Regions from separate parts of the Homo sapiens genome. Here region 1 is linked to region 2. Evidence: read pairs that join two places in POLR2A ChIA-PET (ENCODE). Cell type or tissue: Caco-2. All regions are shown on one strand. Links, peaks and the distances in the headings refer to the core of each region. The heading gives the core; the rest is flanking DNA. Region 1 overlaps TECR (trans-2,3-enoyl-CoA reductase). Region 2 holds the start of ADGRE5 (adhesion G protein-coupled receptor E5).

Region 1 (10,073 bases), core at 1,263-9,262, 170 kb after region 2:
GATCCATGCTAGCTCGTCCCTGGGGACCAAGTCCTTCTGCACCTGGGGTGGTCACAAATCTGCTTTCAGAAAAATCATGGGGGCGGCGCTGGGGGCTACTCAGCTGGGAAATCATTACAGACATTTCCGATCATAGATCACACTGAAAGTTTTTGGGCATCTAACTCAGAAGGAATTCTAGATTTGGGATTTTTTTTTTTGCTCTGAGAAAACTCCACCCTAGGCCAGGTGTAGTGGCTCACACCTGTAATTTCAGCACTTTGGAAGGCTGAGGTGGGCGGATCACTTGAGGTCAGGAGTTCAAGACCAGCCTGGTCAACATGCTGAAACCCCTCTTCTACTAAAAATACAAAAATTAACCAGGTGCAGTGGCACGTGTCTGTAATCCTGGCTACTTGCGAGGCTGAGGCAGGAGAATTGCTTGAACCCGGGAGGCAGAGGTTGTAGTGAGCAACCTCCTGCAGAAATTTTCTTTTTATTTATTTATTACAGAAACAGGGCTCTCACTATCTTGGCCTGGCTGCATGCACTACCGTGTCTAGCCTGGATTTTTCTTTCTATGCTTAGAACCTTTGGTCACTGAAATATTTCTTAAACATTATTTTTTCTTTTCTTTTTTTAAGACGGAGTCTTGCTCTGTTGCCCTGGCTGGAGTGCCGTGTCGCGATCTTGGCTTGCTGCAACCTCCACCTCTGAGGGCGGGTTCAAGCCATTCTCCCACCTTAGCCTCCCAGGTAGCTGGGACTACAGGTGCACACCACTACGCCCAGCTAACTTTAGTATTTTTAGTAGAAACAGGGTTTCACTATGTTGGCCAGGCTGGTCTCAAACTCCTGACCTCAAGTGATCTGATCTGCCCGCCTTGGCCTCCCAAAGTGCTGGGATTACAGGCATGAGCCACTGCACCCAGCCTAAAAATTAAATTTCAATTTGATCAACATGATAGGGTAATCAGTGCTAACCTTCAGTCATAAACATGTATTATAATAAGATCCTATGAAGGAGGGAAACAGAAACCAACGTCAAAGCAAAAAGAGAGCCAATGTTAAAGAGCTTATTCATAGCCTCTTATTTTTTTTTAAAGGGATAATGGTAGGTTTCAAATTACTGAAGCATTTAGACTCTAGATAGATTTAACAGAGTCCTGTAAATGTTTATGTAAAATTTTTAATACCGACAGTAGGCCAGAAATGACATCTTTTGCAACTCTTAAAGCTTGGGTAAAAATATTAGTTACAGGCGTGAGCCACCGTACCTGGCCTATTTTATTTTATTTTATTTTATTTTATGTTTTTTGAGACAGAGTCTCAGTCTGTTGCCCAGGCTGGAGTGCAGTGGCATGAACTCTGCTCACTGCAACCTCTGCCTCCCAAGTTCAAGTGATTCTCGTGCCTCAGTCTCCAGAGTAGCTGGGACTACAGGCATGTGCCACCACACCTGGCTAATTTTTTGTATTTTCAGTCGAGATGAGTTTTCACCATGTTAGCTAGGATGGTCTCAAACTCCTGACCTCAGGTAATCCACCTGCCTTGGCCTCCCAAAGTTCTGGGATTACAGGTGTGAGCCACTGTACCTAATATTTTTTTTTTTTTTTGAGTCAGGGTCTCATTCTGTCACCCAGGTTGGAGTGCAATGGTGCTATTATAGTTCACTGCAGCTTGGGCCTCCTGGGCTTAAGTGATACTCTTGCCTTAGCTTCCTGATTATGCTAGGACTACAGGTGCATACCACCTACAGCCGGCTACTTTTGTTTTTTTTTGGTAGAAATGGGGTCTTGCGATGTTGCCCAGGTTGGTCTTGGGTCTTGGGTCTTGGACTCTGGGCCTCGAGGGATCCTCCTGCCTTGGCCTCCCAACCATGTGTGTGTTTAATGGGCATTTCTTTTTTTTTTTTTTTTTTGAGACGGAGTCTCGCTCTGTCACCCAGGCTGGAGTGCAGTGGTGTGATCTCAGTTCACTGCCACCTCTGCCTCCTGGGTCAAGCGATTCTTCTGCCTCAGCCTCCCAAGTAGCTGGGACTACAGGCGCCCACCACCATGCCCAGCTAATTTTTTGTATTTTTTGTAGAGATGGGGTTTCACCGTGTTAGCCAGGATCGTGTCGATCTCCTGACTTCATGATCCGCCCCCTCGGCCTCCCAAAGTGCTGGGATTACAGGTGTGAGCCACTGTGCCTGGGCCTAATGGGCATTTCAAACTTTACATGTCCAAAATGGAGCTTCTGATTTTTCCTCTTGAACCTGCATTTCCCCACCCCCTTGGTGGCAGTTCCGGCCTGTTTGTTACCCAGGCCCTAAGCTGTTTGACTCTGCTCTTTCTCTCATGCCTCATGTCCAAATGTCAGCACATCCCTTAGCTCAGCATTCTAGAATTTAACCACTTCTCATCAGCCTCACTGCCGTTACCAGGCCTAAGCCAGGGGTTGGCAAACTTAATCCAGCTAGCAAAGATCTTAGGCTTTGCCTAAGGGTCTCTGCAGCACTGCTCATCTCTGTCGTCTCTTTTTTTTCTTTTAGAGACGGAGTTTTGCACTGTCGCCCAGGCTGGAGTGCGGTGGTGCGATCTCGACTCACTGCAACCTCCGCTTCCCAGGTTCAAGCAATTCTCCTGTCTCAGCCTCCCAAGTAGCTGGGATTACAGGCACGCATCACCACGTCTGGCTAATTTTTGTATTTTGGTAGAGACGGGTTCACCATGTTGGCCAGGCTGGTCTCAAACTCCTGATTTCAAGTGATCTGCTCACTTTGGCCTCCCAAAGTGCTGTGATTACAGGCGGGAGCCACCGCATCCAACCATCTCAGACATCTCAGCAGCAGTGATACCACTGTGGCAGCCACAGATGACATCCAGTGAGCATGGCGTGTTCAATACAACTCTATTTATGGACACCAAAATTTGAATTTAATTTTCACATATCATGAAATAGGTTTCTTTGATTTTTTTTTTCCATCCGCTTAAAAAGGTAAAAACGTCATGTATTTTTTAAAAGATAAAACAAAAGTTAAAGCCATTTTTAGTCGGTTCAAAAGCCGGCAGTAGACCAGAGTTGCCCTATCGGCTGTAGTTTGCTGACCCATTTGTCTAAGCCATCATTACCTTCACAGAATTATTTCCACAACCTTTAATTGGACTTTTTTTTTTTTTTTTTTTTGAGATGGAGTCTCACTCTGTCGCCAGGCTGGGGTGCAGTGGTGCGATCTCAGCTCACTGCAACCTCTGCCTCCCGGGTTCAAGCAGTTCTCCTGCCTCAGCCTCCCAAGGAGCTGGGACTACAGGCATGCGCCACCATGCCCAGCTAACTTTTGTATTTGTCATAGAGATGGGGTTTCACCATATTGGCCAGGCTAGTCTTGAACTCCTAGTCTTGAAGACCTTGTGATCTGCCCTCCTTGGCCCCCTAACCCGGCTAAGTTTTTAAAAGTTTTTGTAGAGATAAGGGTCTTACTATGTTGCCCAGCCTGGCCTCAAACTCTTGGGCTCAAGTGATCCTCCTGCCCTGGCCTCCCAAAGTGCTGGGATTACAGGCATGAGCCAGCGTACCTGACCTGCACTCAGCTTTTGGCCTCTTTATAAAATACTGTAGGCCAGGCGCAGTGGCTCACGCCTGTAATCCCAGCACTTAGGGAGGCTTAGGCGGGCAGATCACGAGGTCAGGAGTTTGAGACGAGCCTGACCAACATGGTGAAACCCCATCTCTACTAAAAATACAAAAATTAGCTGGGCATGGTGGCATGCACCCGTAATCCCAGCTACTCAGGAGGCTGAGGCAGGAGAATCACTGGAACTCGGCATGCGGAGGTTGCAGTGAGCCGAGATTGTGCCACTGCGCTCCAGCCTGGGCAACACAGTGAGACTCTGTCTCAAAAAAAAAAATAAAAAAAATAAACTATACACCTGCCCCCTTCAACTGCCACTCCCTGTCCCCTTTCCTTTCTTTCTTCTTTCCATGTCGCACGTCACCTTTGAACATATTACATATAGCGATTTATTTCATTGTCACTCTTTCTTTGCCAAGATGTGAGTTCCATGCGAGCAGGGATTTTTGTCTCTCCTTCTATAGCTGAACCCCACAGTCCTTAACAGGGCCTGGCATGTGTCAGTGAACAAACGAGCCTCAGTTTCCTTACCTGCAAAAGAGGATGAATACATTGTAAAGGAGATGATTCGTGTTGAGGATGAGCCTCCGTGCCTGGCTGGTTGTGAGTGGGCGGGTGGTGTTAGCTGCCGCCGCGTGTATAAAGCCTGCCACGTAGATCCCAGTCTAGGCTCTTTGGCAAGCTGAGCTCATGGGGGTGGACTAACCTGTCTGCTGGACTCGGGCAGTCGGGGGTTGGCCCGGATGAGCTCCTCCTGCTCCTCCAGTCAGTTTGTATCTGCAGGGCTCAGCCTCTGGCCCCCTTCCAGCTTCCTGGTCCGACAGCGCCTTCCTGCCCTGAGTTGGAGAGAGACCCAGGTGTCGTCCCCAACTGCCACCCAGCTGTGGGTGCAGGGATGCAGTTCTGGACCATCCCCTGGGGGTCTGGGACCTGGGGAGTTGAGTGTTTGGCCTTTACACTGGAGCTCCTTGAGGGCTGGCCCCAGCGGCCAGGAGTGTCAGTTTTTTGGTTTGTTTGTTTTTTAGATGGAGTCTTGCTCTGTTGCACATGCAGCAGTATAGTGGCGTGATCTCAGCTCACTGCAACCTTCACCTCCTGGGTTCATGCGATTCTCCTGTCTCAGCCTCCCCCGTAGCTGGGACTACAGGCCCGTACCACTATGCCCAGCTAATTTTTGTAGAGACAGGGTTTCACCATGTTAGCCAGGCTGGTGTCGAACTCCTGACCTCAGATGATCTGCCCACCTTGGCCTCCCAGAGTACTGGGATTACAGGCATGAACTACCACACCCGGCCGCTCCTTTTACTTATGAGGACACTCCTTTCTCTTATTAAGTCCACCTTAAATTCAGGATAATGTCATCTTAAGATCCTTAATTATATCTGCAAAGACACTATTTTTTTTTCTTTTTTTGATATGGAGTCTTGCTTTGTCACCCAGGCTGGAGTGCAGTGGTGCGATCTCGGCTCACTGCAACCTCCACCTCCCAGGTTCATAACGATTCTCCTGCCTCAGGCTCCTGAGTAGCTGGGATTACAGGCACCCACCACCACACCCAGCTAATTTTTTTGTATTTTTAGTAGAGATAGGGTTTCATCATGTTGGCCAGGCTACTCTCGAACTCCTGACCTCAGGTGATCCACCCACCTCGGCCTCCCAGAGTACTGGGATTACAGGCGTGAGCCACTGCACCTGGCCAATTATTATATTTTGTGTAGAGAAGGAGTTTTGACATGTTGCACAGGCTGCAGGAATTCCCTAATTCCTAAGCAGTCCCTGTGTTAGATGGTCTTGCAGGCACACCCATTTACTAGTTGGAGAAGCAGACAGGCAAGGCAGGTCTGACACCGCCCCCTGTGGCAGTGCCTCTCAGTCAGCATTGAGGACGCGCCCCTGCTTTTCTAGGCCCATTGGCTGTCTTAGCTAGTGACAGGAAAACATGCAGGAGGCATTGCCACAGCTGTAAACCCTGCCTGGGCCCCGCTGTGGTATGAGTTGCTGATAGACCTTTTGCTCTGGTACAGCCTGGCTGTGTGAGGCTGTGGGGCAGAGGCCAGCGGGCTGGGTCCTCAGGCCAGGCAGAGAGGCTCAGTTCTTGGTGTCTGCTGGAGGATCGCATCCAGGGTGGTGGGTTTTTTGTTTTTTTGTTTTTGTTTTTCTTTTGTTTGGTTTTACCCTTATTTCTTTATTTCTTCCTTTCTTCCTCTTTTTCTTTCCTTTCTCTCTCTCTCTCTCCCCCTCCCTCCCTCCCTCTCTCTCTCCCTCCCTCCCTCTCTCTCTCTCTCTCTCTCTCTCTTTCTCTCTTTTTTTTTTTTTGAGATGGAGTCTCGCTCTGTCGCCCAGGCTGGAGTGCAGTCAGTGGTGCAGTCATAACTCAGCCTTGACCTCCTGGGCTCAAGCAGTCCATCTACCTTGGCCTCCCAAAGTGCTGAGATTACAGGCATGAGCCACCGCGCCTGGCCTTTTTCTTTTCTTTCTTTCTTTCTTTCTTTTTTCTTTTTTTTTTTTTTTGAGATAGCGTGTCTTCTGTCCCCCAGGCTGGAGTGCAGTGGTGCAATGATAGGTCACTGCAGCCTTGACCTCCCGGGCTCAAGCAATCCTCCCAGTCTGGCCTCCCAAACTGCTGGGATTATAGGCGTGAGCCACCGTGCCCGGCCTGCCTTTTCCTTTCTCTGTTGCACATAGCCCTGCTCTCTAGGATGGAGGCATTATTTTATTGTAGGAGCTTTGGGCCTGAGCAAGCTGGGTGGACACTCACATGGGCACTTCCAGGCTACTTACCTTGGGCGAGGGCTTCCTCGTTCCCAAGCCCCAGTTTTCCAAGCCACGTAACAGGCATCACAGTCTTTTTCTTTTCTTTTCTTTTCTTTTTTTTTGAGAGGAGTCTCGTTCTGTCGCCCAGGCTGGAGTGCAGTGGCGCAATCTCTGGCTCACTGCAAGCTCCGCCTCCCGGGTTCACGCCATTCTCCTGCCTCAGCCTCCCGAGTAGCTGGGACTACAGGCACCCGCCACCATGCCCGGCTAACTTTTTTTGTACTTTTAGTAGAGACGGGGTTTCACTGTGTTAGCCAGGATGGTCTTGATCTCCTGACCTCGTGATCCACCCGCCTCGGCCTCCCAAAGTGCTGGGATTACAGGTGTGAGCCACTGCGCCCGGCCCAGTCTTTTTCTTATAGGGCCTGGGTGAGGCCTGGGTGGCAGTCTCAGCATAGTCCTAGGTACAGGGTGAGCATCTGATAGATGTCACGTCTGAATGAAACGGGCGAGATCAGCGTCGCTCTGGGTGGGCCAGTGCTCCTCGGAGGCCCTGAGGGCACAACCGCAGGGATGGGTGTAGGCTGTGGGTACCACTGAGAATGGGGGGCAGGCCCAGGGCTGAGACCCAGGTTCTCCAACTTCCCACTGTGTTTGTCTTGTGCCATATTCATCCTCTATGAATGGCTGTGGCTGCTCGCCCAAGCCAGGAGCTCGTGCGTCCGATGACCATCTTCCAAGGCTGGATTGCTACCTGCTCGCTCGGGGCTCTGCTGGATGGGAACAGCAGCTCCAGCTTCTCCGGGTCCCGGGCTACCGCTGCCTCTGCACCTGGCCCTGGCCTCGGATCCGAGAGCCCAGAGACATTGGCATTGAGACCCTGGCACCTCTCGTCTTGCCAGCACAGGTAGAAGACAGGAGCAGAGCGGTCCAGGGACCTGGGAGTGGGAGGTCAGCCACTCTCAGCCCTTCCTCCCCACCCTGGGTGACATTCTGCTTCCACTGTGGCGCCTCGGGGAGGCTGGTGCAGCCGCCCCCGGGTGCCACTGAGAAACGAGGTCATACACTGAGGCCACTGGGGAAGGTGGTATTTCTGGCCGAGCAGGTGTGGCCTGTGCAGGGTTCCTGGCAGCTGAGCCCTAGGTCTTCTCAGCCATCCTGGCATTAGCAGGTTGACTTGATATTTCTGGAAGTGGGAAGGAAAGGGAGCCGAGAGGGCTGAGCCGCTGAGCCGGAGTCCAGATGAATGTGCCGGAGTCTCTGCATTTGTGATGGGGGCGAGGTGATGGGGGCGAGGTGGCCGGCGTGGCTCTGGGCATGATCGGGCCAGGCCTCCGACCTCTATGCTGGGCATTGGCTGGACAGGGAGCTCAGGCGATGAGTGCAGCAGCGCTTGTGCCCGGCGCGGGGATGGTGAGTGCCTGGCTGGCCAGCTGCAGGACCTGTCAGGCCCTTTGTGTCTTTACCTGGGGCCCTGGTTGCACTGACCAGGGCTCGCACCCCCAGCCAGGCCTCTTGTGCCCCAGACTCGGGAGATGCTTCCTACCAGGAAGTGCAGTCCCCTGCGGGGTCCGAGAGAGCCTGCCGGAGCTTTGAGCTCAACAGGTGGGCTGTGCGGCACCACATCAGCTCTGCAAGGGGGCCCTGGAGGCCCATGTGTGGTGGGGTATGGCCTGGCTTTCAACATGCACGCGTGGTCTTCTGGGCTCTGGGATTTACTGCTTAGATCTTGGCCTCTTCATCTGTGAAACGGAGCTAATGGCTCCTGCTCCCTCCGGCTGCTGCAGGAGAGATGTCTGGGAAGCTGTGGCAGTTCCAGCCCCGGGCAGGGAACGTGAAATAACTGTTGGTCGCTGTTCTCACTCATCACCATTAGGCAGGTCACGTCCTAGGACACACAGAAGTTTCAGGTTCATAAGCCATGGGAGATGAGGCCGGCCCAGAATCCAAGCTTCCCGCTCTGGCCCGGGTCTGCCCCTCTTCTGGGGCTGAGAGGGCAGGCAGGTGCCTTGCTGGGTCCTGTGGTGTGGACTCTGCCGCCAGCAAGGCCATTGAACCTGCTTGTTTACAGCCGGGAGAGGACTGGGAAGCACCAGTCTTGGCTTGTTTGTGAAGCTGGGGAAGCCGAAGCTCCAGAGGCCTTCTGTGCATGGCTGTGTGTGCCAGGCCTTCAGGCTGCGCCTCCAGGGGATGAGCAGGAATTGCAGGCTCAGCTCTTCCAGCCTTGGCTCAGGTGGTGCCTGCTCCTCCCTCCTTCCCTGTACCTCTCATCCCCACACCCACTCCACTCTCAGGCCACACCCACTCTTCACCTCCACATCTGTCCAGAATTTCACTGCTTGTCTCTGCCTTGTGCTTTTTTTTTTTGAGATGGAGTTTCACTCTGTCACCAGGTTGGAGTGCAGTGGCCTGACCTCTGCTCACTGCAACCTCCGCCTCCTGGGTTCAATCGATTCTCTTGCCTCAGCCTCCTGAGTAGCTGGGACTACAGGCGTGTGCCACCATGCCCAGCTAATTTTTGTATTTTTAGTAGAGATGGGGTTTCACCATGTTAGCCTGGCTGGTCTTGATCTCTTGACCTTGTGATCTGCCCACGTCCGCCTCCCAGAGTGCTGGGATTACAGGCGTGAGCCACTGCGCCTGGCCTTGTTTTTTTTTTTTTGAGACAGGGTCTTGCTTTGTCCCCCAGGCAGGGGTGCCGTAGTGTAATCAATCATGGCTCACTGCAGCCTGGAACTCCTAGGCTTAAGCGATCCTTCTGTCACAGCCCCTGAGGAGTAGGTAGGACCATAGGTGCGAGTCACCACACCCAGCTAATTTTTTATTTTTGTTTTTTGAGATGGAGTCTTGCTCTGTGGCCCAGGCTGGAGTGCAGTGGTGTGATCTCGGCTCACTGCAACCTCTGCCTCCTGGGTTCAAGCGATTCTCCTGCCTCAGCCTCCTGAGTAGCTGGGATTACAGGTGCCCACTGCCATGCCCAGCAAATTTTTTTGTATTTTTATTTATTCTTTTTTTTTTTTTTTTTTTTTTTTTTAGACAGAGCCTCACTCTATTGCCCAGGCTGGAGTGCAGTGGTGCAATCTTGGCTCACCACAACCTCCATCTCCTGGGTTTAAGTGATTCTTGTGCCTCAGCCTCCCAAGTGGCTGGGATTACAGGTGTGTGCCACCACACTTGGCTAATTTTTGTGTTTTTACACGGGGTTTTACCATGTTGGCCAGGCTGGTCTCGAACTCCTGACCTCAGGTGATCTGCCCACCTCAGCCTCCCAAAGTGCTTGGATTACAGGTGTGAGTCACCATGCGTGGACACAGCTAATTTTTATAAATACTTTTTGTGGAGGCAGAGCCTTGCTATTTTGCCCAAGCTGGTCTTGAACTCCTGGGCTTAAGTGATCATCCTGTCTCAGCCTCCTAAAGTGCTGGGATTCCAGGCGTGAGCCACTGCGCCCAGCCCACTTTTCACCTCTCTATAGCTCCCTCTTTGCTCCCAGCTTCTGCCCTCACTCCTCCAGTCTGTTCCACCCAGCAGTGGCAAGCAGGTAAAGCTGGGGAAGCCAAGTCTTGAACCTGAGCCAAGTCTCATCCCTCCTCTGCTCAAGAACCCTCTATGGCTGCCACTTCACTCAGAGTAAAAGCTAACGTCCTCCCCGTGGCCCACAAAGCCGTGGCACAGACCGCCACATCACCTTTCTGCCCTCACCTCCTCCCACTCTCTCCCTGACT
Region 2 (8,000 bases), core at 1-8,000:
CATGCCAAAGCTCTGGGCACAGGGCGAGTCCCACCAGCGTGGGCGTCCAGAGCTATTTCTGACAAGACCCCTTTGCGCCTGCCCAGGGAAGAGCCAAGTGGCCCCAGGCAAGACCGCCCCGCCCGGCTGCCACACCTTCCCCTCAGAGCAGCCAGCCCCAACACAGAGGCCAAAGGGTTCGTCAGAGCCACATGGTGGAAACTCTAGCAGAGGGTTTTTGAAAGCAGGTTGCACTTCATTCTTACTGAGTGCACGTGTGTGTGTGTGTGTGTGTGTGTGTGTGTGTGTGTGTGTATGCAGCGCCCCTGGGTCTGTGTTTTTATTGCACTTTCCTGCTGGCTTCCAGCTGCACCGCCAGTTCCGGGGAGGGCCCTGGGCCAGCGGCTGTCCGCCCCCCCTCCTTCATAAAGTCCTGGCCTCGGGACAGCCTGCACAGCTGCCTAGCCTGTGGAGACGGGACAGCCCTGTCCCACTCACTCTTTCCCCTGCCGCTCCTGCCGGCAGCTCCAACCATGGGAGGCCGCGTCTTTCTCGGTAAGTACTTTGGGGCCCCGCTGGGAGGGGCGAGGAAGCTCCAGCGGGACCCCTTGGCTGCGTCTGAGAAACGGGAGGCGCCGCTGGTGTCTGTGGGGCCTGCGATAGAGGAAGCCACATGGTCAAGCAGGCACTCACGGGCACACGGCGAGAGGGGCTGGTGGTGCTTGGGCACCCCCACACCCCGGCAGGAACTCCAGGGTGCTCTTGGAGCCTGCTACCCTGCCTGGAGGGATCCTCAAGCTTTCTACTGGAGCCAGTCTGGCATCTGCTCCCTAAGAGGGGAAACTGAGGCACGGGGGAAGGAAAGGGGCAAAAAGTGAGTGCTGGGACCCTGAGAGCCGCTGTGCTTAATATAACGCATAGAAGGACATGGGCGGGGGTGGGGAAGCTAGAAGCCAGGACTTCTCCACTGCAAGGTACCCCCAATTTGTCCCTCGCAGTCTCAGCAGCAGGGGCAGCCCCCAGAGACCCCAGTTCTTGCTCCCCGCAGACCTGGCTGGGGCTCAGCTGCGGATCGAAGGGACTTTGCCTGGTTCTGGGTTTGAATTTGATTTTTGTTGTGACTTCCTGGGACTCCCTTTCCCGCCCCACCCAAGGTGACTGTAACGGTTATCAGGGTAGCTCGTTGCCTAAGCAACGGGGCAACAAAGAGAGTGAAGAAATGACATTTGGGGCAAAAACCAGAACTTCCTGGACCACAGGGACACAGCTTCCCTGGGCCAGCCCCAAGTGGCAGGTGTCAGCTCAGCACCCCGCCTTGGCTTGAGAGTGAGAGACAAGAGCCCACCTTGGGTTTCTTGGGGGCACACTTGTTGGGGGCAGTTGCCAAGACCTGGCTTCCCAAGGGTTCCACGCCCTGGCTGTCTGTGTCACCAGGGCCAAGTCAGAGAGCCTCTGCGCCTCACTTTTCTCATCTATAAAATGGAGCACAACCCGTCTCCGTCTTAGATTGTTTTAAGGGATGAGTGAGTTAGGACACAAACTATTCCTGGTTCACAGTAAGAATTAGGTAAACAGCATTTTAAAAGTGTTGGCTGGGCACAGTGGCTCACACCTGCAATCCCAGCACTTTGAGAGGCCGAGGCAGGTGGATCTCTTGAGCCCAGGGACTGGAGACTAGCCTGGGCAACACATCGAGACGTTGTCTCTACCAAAAACAAATTTTTTTTTTTTTTTTTGAGACAAAGTCTCGCTCTTGTCGCTCAGGCTGGAGTGCAATGGTGCAATCTCGGCTCACTGCAACCTCCGCCTCCTGGGTTCAAGCGATTCTCCTGCCTCGCCCCCATCCACCCCGAGTAGCTGGGATTATAGGTGCCTGCCACCATGCCCGGCTAGTTTTTTGTTTTAGTTTTTGTGTTTGTATTTTTAGTAGAGACGGGGTTTCACCATGATGGCCAGGCTGGTCTCAAACTCCTGACCTCAGGTGATTCACCCGCCTCCGCCTCCCAAAGTGCTGGGATTACAGGCATGAGCCACCGCGCCCAGCCAAAAAAAATTTTTTTTAATTAGTCGGGCTTGGTGGTGTGCGCCTGTAGTCCTAGTGGCTCAGGAGGCTGAGGTGGGAGGATCCCTTGAGCCCAGGAGGTTGAAGCTGCAGTGAGCTGTGTTTGCACCACTGCACTCCAGCCTGGGTGACAGAGCAAGATCCTATCTCAAAAAATAAATTAATAATAAGGCCGGGTGCAGTGGCTCACACCTGTAATCCCAGCACTTTGGTAGGCCCAGGCCAGCAGATCACCAGAGGTCAGGAGTTCGAGACCAGCCTGGCCAACATGGTGAAACTCTGTCTTTACTAAAAATACAAAAATTACCTGGGTGTGGTGGCGGGCGCCTGTAATCCCAGCTACTCGGGAGCCTGAGGTAGGAGAGTCTCTTGAACCTGGGAGGTGGAGGTTGCAGTGAGCTGAGATCACGCCACTGCACTCCAGCCTGGGTGACAGTGAGACCCTGTCTCAAAATAAATGAATAAATAATAAATTATGATGATTATTAAATTCTGGTAAGACACTAGTGGGTCTGGGGAATTGTCTCGGGGTCCTTAGGAGGAAGCCTAAAGAAGGGGTGACTGCCCCACCACCCCCCACCCCAGGATCTCAATGCAGGAAACTGACTACTTAGGGCTCAGCCCAGAGAATGCAAACCAGAAGGAACTCAAACCAGAACAGCAGCTTCTCTCCCGGCTTCTGTTTGGGCAACTTCCAAGGCCCCAGATGGAGGCAGCTGGGCCCTGTAGCCTCACGGTGGGAGTAGAGAACCCAGCTCAGCCCATGCAGAGGGGATGGGGCACAAAGGAACCCTGCCCAGGGCCCTGAGGACCTCAATCCCTCAATTCCTCCTTCCCCAACCTCTTCTGTTTATTGGATTCCTCCTGATCCTTTTCTGGGCTCCAAGCCTCAGTTTCTCTATCTGTAGAATGGGCATCAACACAGCCCCTGCCTCCTAGAGTGGTTCTGAGCTTTAAAGGAGTTACCTGGGGCTTTGGGAGTTAGAGATGAATCTGCCTAGATCCTGTCCTGCCAGGGGAGGTCATTTTGTGGTCTGTTCTGCAAAGAGGAACTGGGTTCTGGCCGAGGGAGGAACTAGCCAAGCCTTGTGGCCAGAGAGGAGGAAGAGGGGAATCCTGACAGAAGTGGGGAGTACGGGCTTGGGCTGGGGGGTTTCGGCCTTGGTTTAACCCAGCTGGAAGGAGTGTGGAGGTGGGAGTGGGGATCTCTGCCTTCCACCCACCTAAGGGGTACTAAATTTGAACACAGTGGCTGAGTGGTCCGGGGACCTCCAATCTGCACCCCAAACACCCGCCCTCTGAAGCTGTGCTCATAACAGACCCCAAAATTCCCCTGGAAGCCCCTCCAGGGTTGAATTGGGGCAAATGAGTGGTGAGTCATTCCTTCCCTTAGGCCCAGGAAGTGACTCATGCCCAGCCGTTGTCCTGGTCCCCATCCCTCTGCCCGACACCCCCCTTCAGGTCTCCCTGGATTATTGGGGTCCCCAGTATTCCCAGATCGGCAGGGACTGGACGTCCCCTCCCAGCCCGCCCCAGGCCCCACCTGCCGCTCATATCCCAACGCCCTCCGTTCCCCTGCCCTTCCCCTCTGTTTCCATCCACCCTCCTTTCTCATGGTTTTCTTTCTTCCTCACTGTTTATCTCTCTGTCTCTCTGTTCTCTCTGTCCCATCTCCTCCTGTTTCCCCTTCTGCTCTTTATGGGCCCCTTGTTTCTCTCTCCACCTCTCTCTATCACCATGTAATTTCTGTCTCTCTGTCTGTCTCTATCTCTCCGTGTCTCTGTCTCCTCTGTCTTATATTTCTCTAGCTGTCTTCTTTCTCCTCTCTGTCTCCCTCTCTCTCTCCAGCTTGTCTCCTTTCTCCTCTCTGTCTCCGTCTCTGTCCCTCTATCTCTCTGTCTCTCTCTCTCTTTGTTCTTTTCTTTTCTTTCTTTTTTTTTTTTTTGAGACTCTTGCTCTTTTTTTTTTTTTTTTTTTTTTGAGAGTCTTGCTCTGTTGCCCAGGCTGGCGTGCAGTGGCGGGATCTCAGCTCACTGCAACCTCTGCCTTCTGTGTTCAAGCGATTCTCCTGCCTCCACCTCCCAAATAGCTGGGATTACAGGCGTGTGCCACCATGCCCGGCTAATTTTTTGTATTTTTAGTAGAGATGGGGTTTCACTATGTTGGCCAGGCTGGTCTCACACTCCTGGCCTCAGGTGATCCATCTGCCTCGGCCTCCCAAAGTGCTGGGATTACAGGCGTGAACCACCAAGCACAGCCCCCCACCTTCTGTCTCTCTGTCTCTTTGTGTCTCTGTCTCTCTTTCTGTGTCTCTCTTTCTTTCTGACTCTTTCTCTCTCTCTGTCTGTCTCTCTCTCTCTCTAATCTCTATTTTCTCTCCACCCCTGCTTCTTTGTCTCTATCTCTCTGGTGAACAGCAAGGAGATCCCTAGGTCCCCATCTCTGAATCCCCTGGTGACCTGAGGAGGGTCCCCCAGAACATGCCTTGGGAGGGGGAACCCCCTGAGTGCTGGGAACCGCCACTCCACGTGCACCCCAACAGGCGGCTACAGCGTCTTCCTGTGGGAGGGGGGCCCGGGGGTGAAATATCACCACTGGGTTCCAGGACAGACCGCCAGGGCCAGTGGCAGTTGTGGGTGTGGTGTGTGTGCACCTGTGTCCCTGAGGAAGCGTGGAGGTCCAGGGCATCTCAGAGCCTGGGTGATCCAACACCGTCATTTTTTTTTTTTTTTTTCTGAGACGGAGTCTTGCTCTGTCACTCAGGCTGGAGTGCAGTGGCGTGATCTTGGCTTGCTGCAACTCTGCCTCCTTAGTTCAAGCGATTCTCAAGCCTCAGTCTCCCAAGTAGCTGGGATAACAGGCACCCACCACCACGCCCAGCTAATTTTTTGTATTTTCAGTAGAGAGGGGGTTTCACCATATTAGGCAGGCTGGTCTCGAACTCCCGATCTCAAGTGATCCACCCGCCTCGGCCTCCCAAAGTGCTGGGATTACAGGCATGAGCCACTGTGCCTGACCACGCCTTCATTTTTACCTAAAGAAATGAAGATGGCAGGCAGGGCCTGGCGGCTTGTGCCAGCACTTTGGGAGGCCAAGGCAGGTGGATCACGAGGTCAGGAGATCGAAACCATCCTGGCTAACATGGTGAAACCCCTTCTCTACTAAAAATATAAAAAGTTAGCCAGGCGTGGTGGTGGGCGCCAGTAGTTCCAGCTACTCTGGAGGCTGAGGCAGGAGAATGGCGTGAACCCGGGAGGTGGAGCTTGCAGTGAGCAGAGATCACACCACTGCACTTCATCCTGGGCAACAGAGCAAGACTCCATCTCAAAAAAAAAAAAAAAAAAAAAAAAAAGAGAGGCCGGGCGCGGTGGCTCACGCCTGTAATTCCAGCACTTTGGGAGGCTGAGGCGGGCGGATCATGAGGTCAGGAGATCAAGACTACCATCCTGGCTAACATGGTGAAACCTTGTCTCTACTAAAAATACAAAAAAATAAGCTGGGCGTGGTGGCGGGAGCCTGTGGTCCCAGCTACTCGAGAGGCTGAGACAGGAGAATGGTGTGAACCCGGGAGGCGGAGCTTGCAGTGAGCCAAGTTTGCACCACTGCACTCCAGCCTGGGCGACAGAGCAAGACTCCGTCTCAAAAAAAAAAAAAAAAAAAAAGAGAAATGAAGATGGCAGGCTGGGCACGGTGGCTCACGCCTGTAATCCCAGCACTTTTGGAGGCCAAGGCGGGAGGATCACTTGAGGCCGGGAGTTCAAGACCAGCCTGGCCAACATGGTGAAACCCCGTCTCTACAAAAATACAAAAAAATCAGCCGGGCTTGGTGGCGGGTGCCTGTAATCCCAGATACTCTGGAGACTGAGGCAGAGGAATTGCTTGAACCCGGGAGGTGGAGGTTGCAGTGAGCCAGGATCGTGCCATCGCACTCCAGCCTGGGCGACAGAGAGAGACTCTGTCTCAGAAAAAAAATAAAATAAATAAATAAATAAAAGAAGAAGAAATGAAGATGGCAGTAAATGCTCAGGCACACCGGACAGCAGTCATGTGGTTTACTCCCACACACACTACACTGGGGAGTGGGCGCCATCATCCCTATTCTACAGAGGGAAACTGAGGCAGAGAGGCCCACTGTCTGGGATTTGAACTGGGGATGCCTGGCTCCTGTCTGTTTTCTTAGCCACTCCCCACACACCCCAGGTCAGAAGAGCAGCAGCTGGAGCTGAGACCCCCACCAGGCTCATGGCCCTTCCCTACTCAGTTCCTGAAACTCCACCCTCAAGCCGAGCTCGGGAGGCTGAGGCGGGGAGGATCGCTTGAGGCCAGGAGTTCAAGATCAGCCTGGGCAACAGAGCAAGACTCTGTCTGTAAAATAATTTTTTGAATTATTTTTAGGCCGGCCACAGTGGCTCATGCCTGTAATCCCAGCACTTTGGGAGGCCGAGGTGGGTGGATCACGAGGTCAGGAGATCGAGACCATACTGGCTAACACAGTGAAACCCCATCTCTACTAAAAATACAAAAAATTAGCCGGGTGTGGTGGTGGACGCCTGTAGTCCCAGCTACTCGGGAGGCTGAGGCAGGAGAATGGCATGAACCCAGGAAGCGGAGCTTGCAGTGAGCTGAGATCATGCCACTGCACTCCAGCCTGGGTGACAGAGTGAGACTCCGTTTCAAAAAAAAAAATTATTTTTAATTTTTTGGCCTGGCATGATAAATTATTTTATTTTAAAAATTTTGAGTCAGGAAATGTGGCTCACGCCTGTAATCCCAGCACTTTGGGAGGCCAAGACAGGCAGATCACCTGAGGTCAGGAGTTCGAGACCAGCCTGGCCAATATGGTGAAACCCTGTCTCTAGTAAAAATACAAAAAATTAGCCGGGTGTGGTGGCAGACTCCTGTAATCCCAGCTACTCAGGAGGCTGAAGCAGGAGAATCACTTGAACCCAGGAGGTAGAGATTGCAGTGAGCCAAGATCACAGCATTGCACTTCAGCCTGGGCGACAGAGCAAGACTCTGTCTCAAAAAGAAAAAAAAATTTAGTGCACACCTGTGGTCCCAGCTACTTGGGAGGCTGAGGCAGGAGGATCTCTTGAGCCTAGGAATTGGAGGCTGCAGTGAGATATGATTGCACCACTGCACTCCAGCCTGGGTGACCAAGCAGGAGCCTGTGTCAAAAAAAAAACAAAAACAAAAAAACCCGCCCCTATGGGAACAGGGTGACAGACTCTTTGGCTTTGAGCATCTGAGTGGGACATGACATCTGCTCACTCTGAACGACCGTCAGGATCTGAGCCTGAGAGGGGTCAGCATCCTCCTCCCACAAAGTGCATCACCCTTACGCCTCCTTTCCCACCCTGGGATCCCCTCTGACCCCCTTTCCTTTCTCTGTTGCAGCATTCTGTGTCTGGCTGACTCTGCCGGGAGCTGAAACCCAGGACTCCAGGGGTGAGTCTGCTGGGAAGCAGAAAGCACAGTCCACAGCCAGAGCCTGGGGAGGGTCCTGGACCCCCGCCCAGCCCCCTTCAGCCCAGGGAAAGAGAGGGCTCGCGCACGAGAAACTCAGCGCCCTGCCCCATCTCCCCCAGTGCCCCCTTTTTGTGTATTCCCTTACCCCTCACCTTCTGACCGTGCTCCCTGCTCTTGCAGGCTGTGCCCGGTGGTGCCCTCAGAACTCCTCGTGTGTCAATGCCACCGCCTGTCGCTGCAATCCAGGGTTCAGCTCTTTTTCTGAGATCATCACCACCCCGACGGAGACTTGTGACGGTACAGAGGCTTGAGGGCAGCGCAGGGGACATCCGCGATTATGAGGCATTGCCCAGCCAGTGGGGGACAGAGGTTGTTGTGAGGGGCCACAGCCTTACCTTCCAGACTATCATCATGGCCAGAGAAAAGAAAAAGAGGGCAGGCGTGGTGGCTCACGCCTGTAATCCCAGCACTTTGGGAGGCTGAGGCGGGC

What was found. Peaks named below come from ENCODE experiments on the same cell type or tissue, not always from the same donor. Only the 100,000 strongest peaks of a DNase experiment are listed, where the experiment ranks them.
Region 1: POLR2A ChIA-PET joins it to region 2 with 10 read pairs; 3 of 35 experiments call an interaction of 5 or more read pairs at or near these places.

What each region holds. Positions count from the first base shown.
Region 1 is chr19:14,546,083-14,556,155 of GRCh38, forward strand. All of the region lies in intron 1 of TECR (trans-2,3-enoyl-CoA reductase), which reads left to right. It also overlaps a transcript of DNAJB1 not described here. Among named protein-coding and RNA genes, the nearest start is that of NDUFB7, 21 kb to the right of the region's middle. RefSeq lists enhancers at 5,599-6,098, 9,552-10,073. In Caco-2, for the core only: no CTCF peak of the experiment used is centred there; a DNase peak (open chromatin) is centred at 5,509.
Region 2 is chr19:14,381,012-14,389,011 of GRCh38, forward strand. ADGRE5 (adhesion G protein-coupled receptor E5) reads left to right here and starts at 433. Exons shown (of 20, transcript NM_078481.4): 1 at 433-534; 2 at 7,439-7,489; 3 at 7,691-7,807. The coding sequence starts at 513. RefSeq lists a silencer at 1,782-1,921. In Caco-2, for the core only: no CTCF peak of the experiment used is centred there; DNase peaks (open chromatin) are centred at 290 and 1,170; H3K4me3 peaks cover 1,272 bases.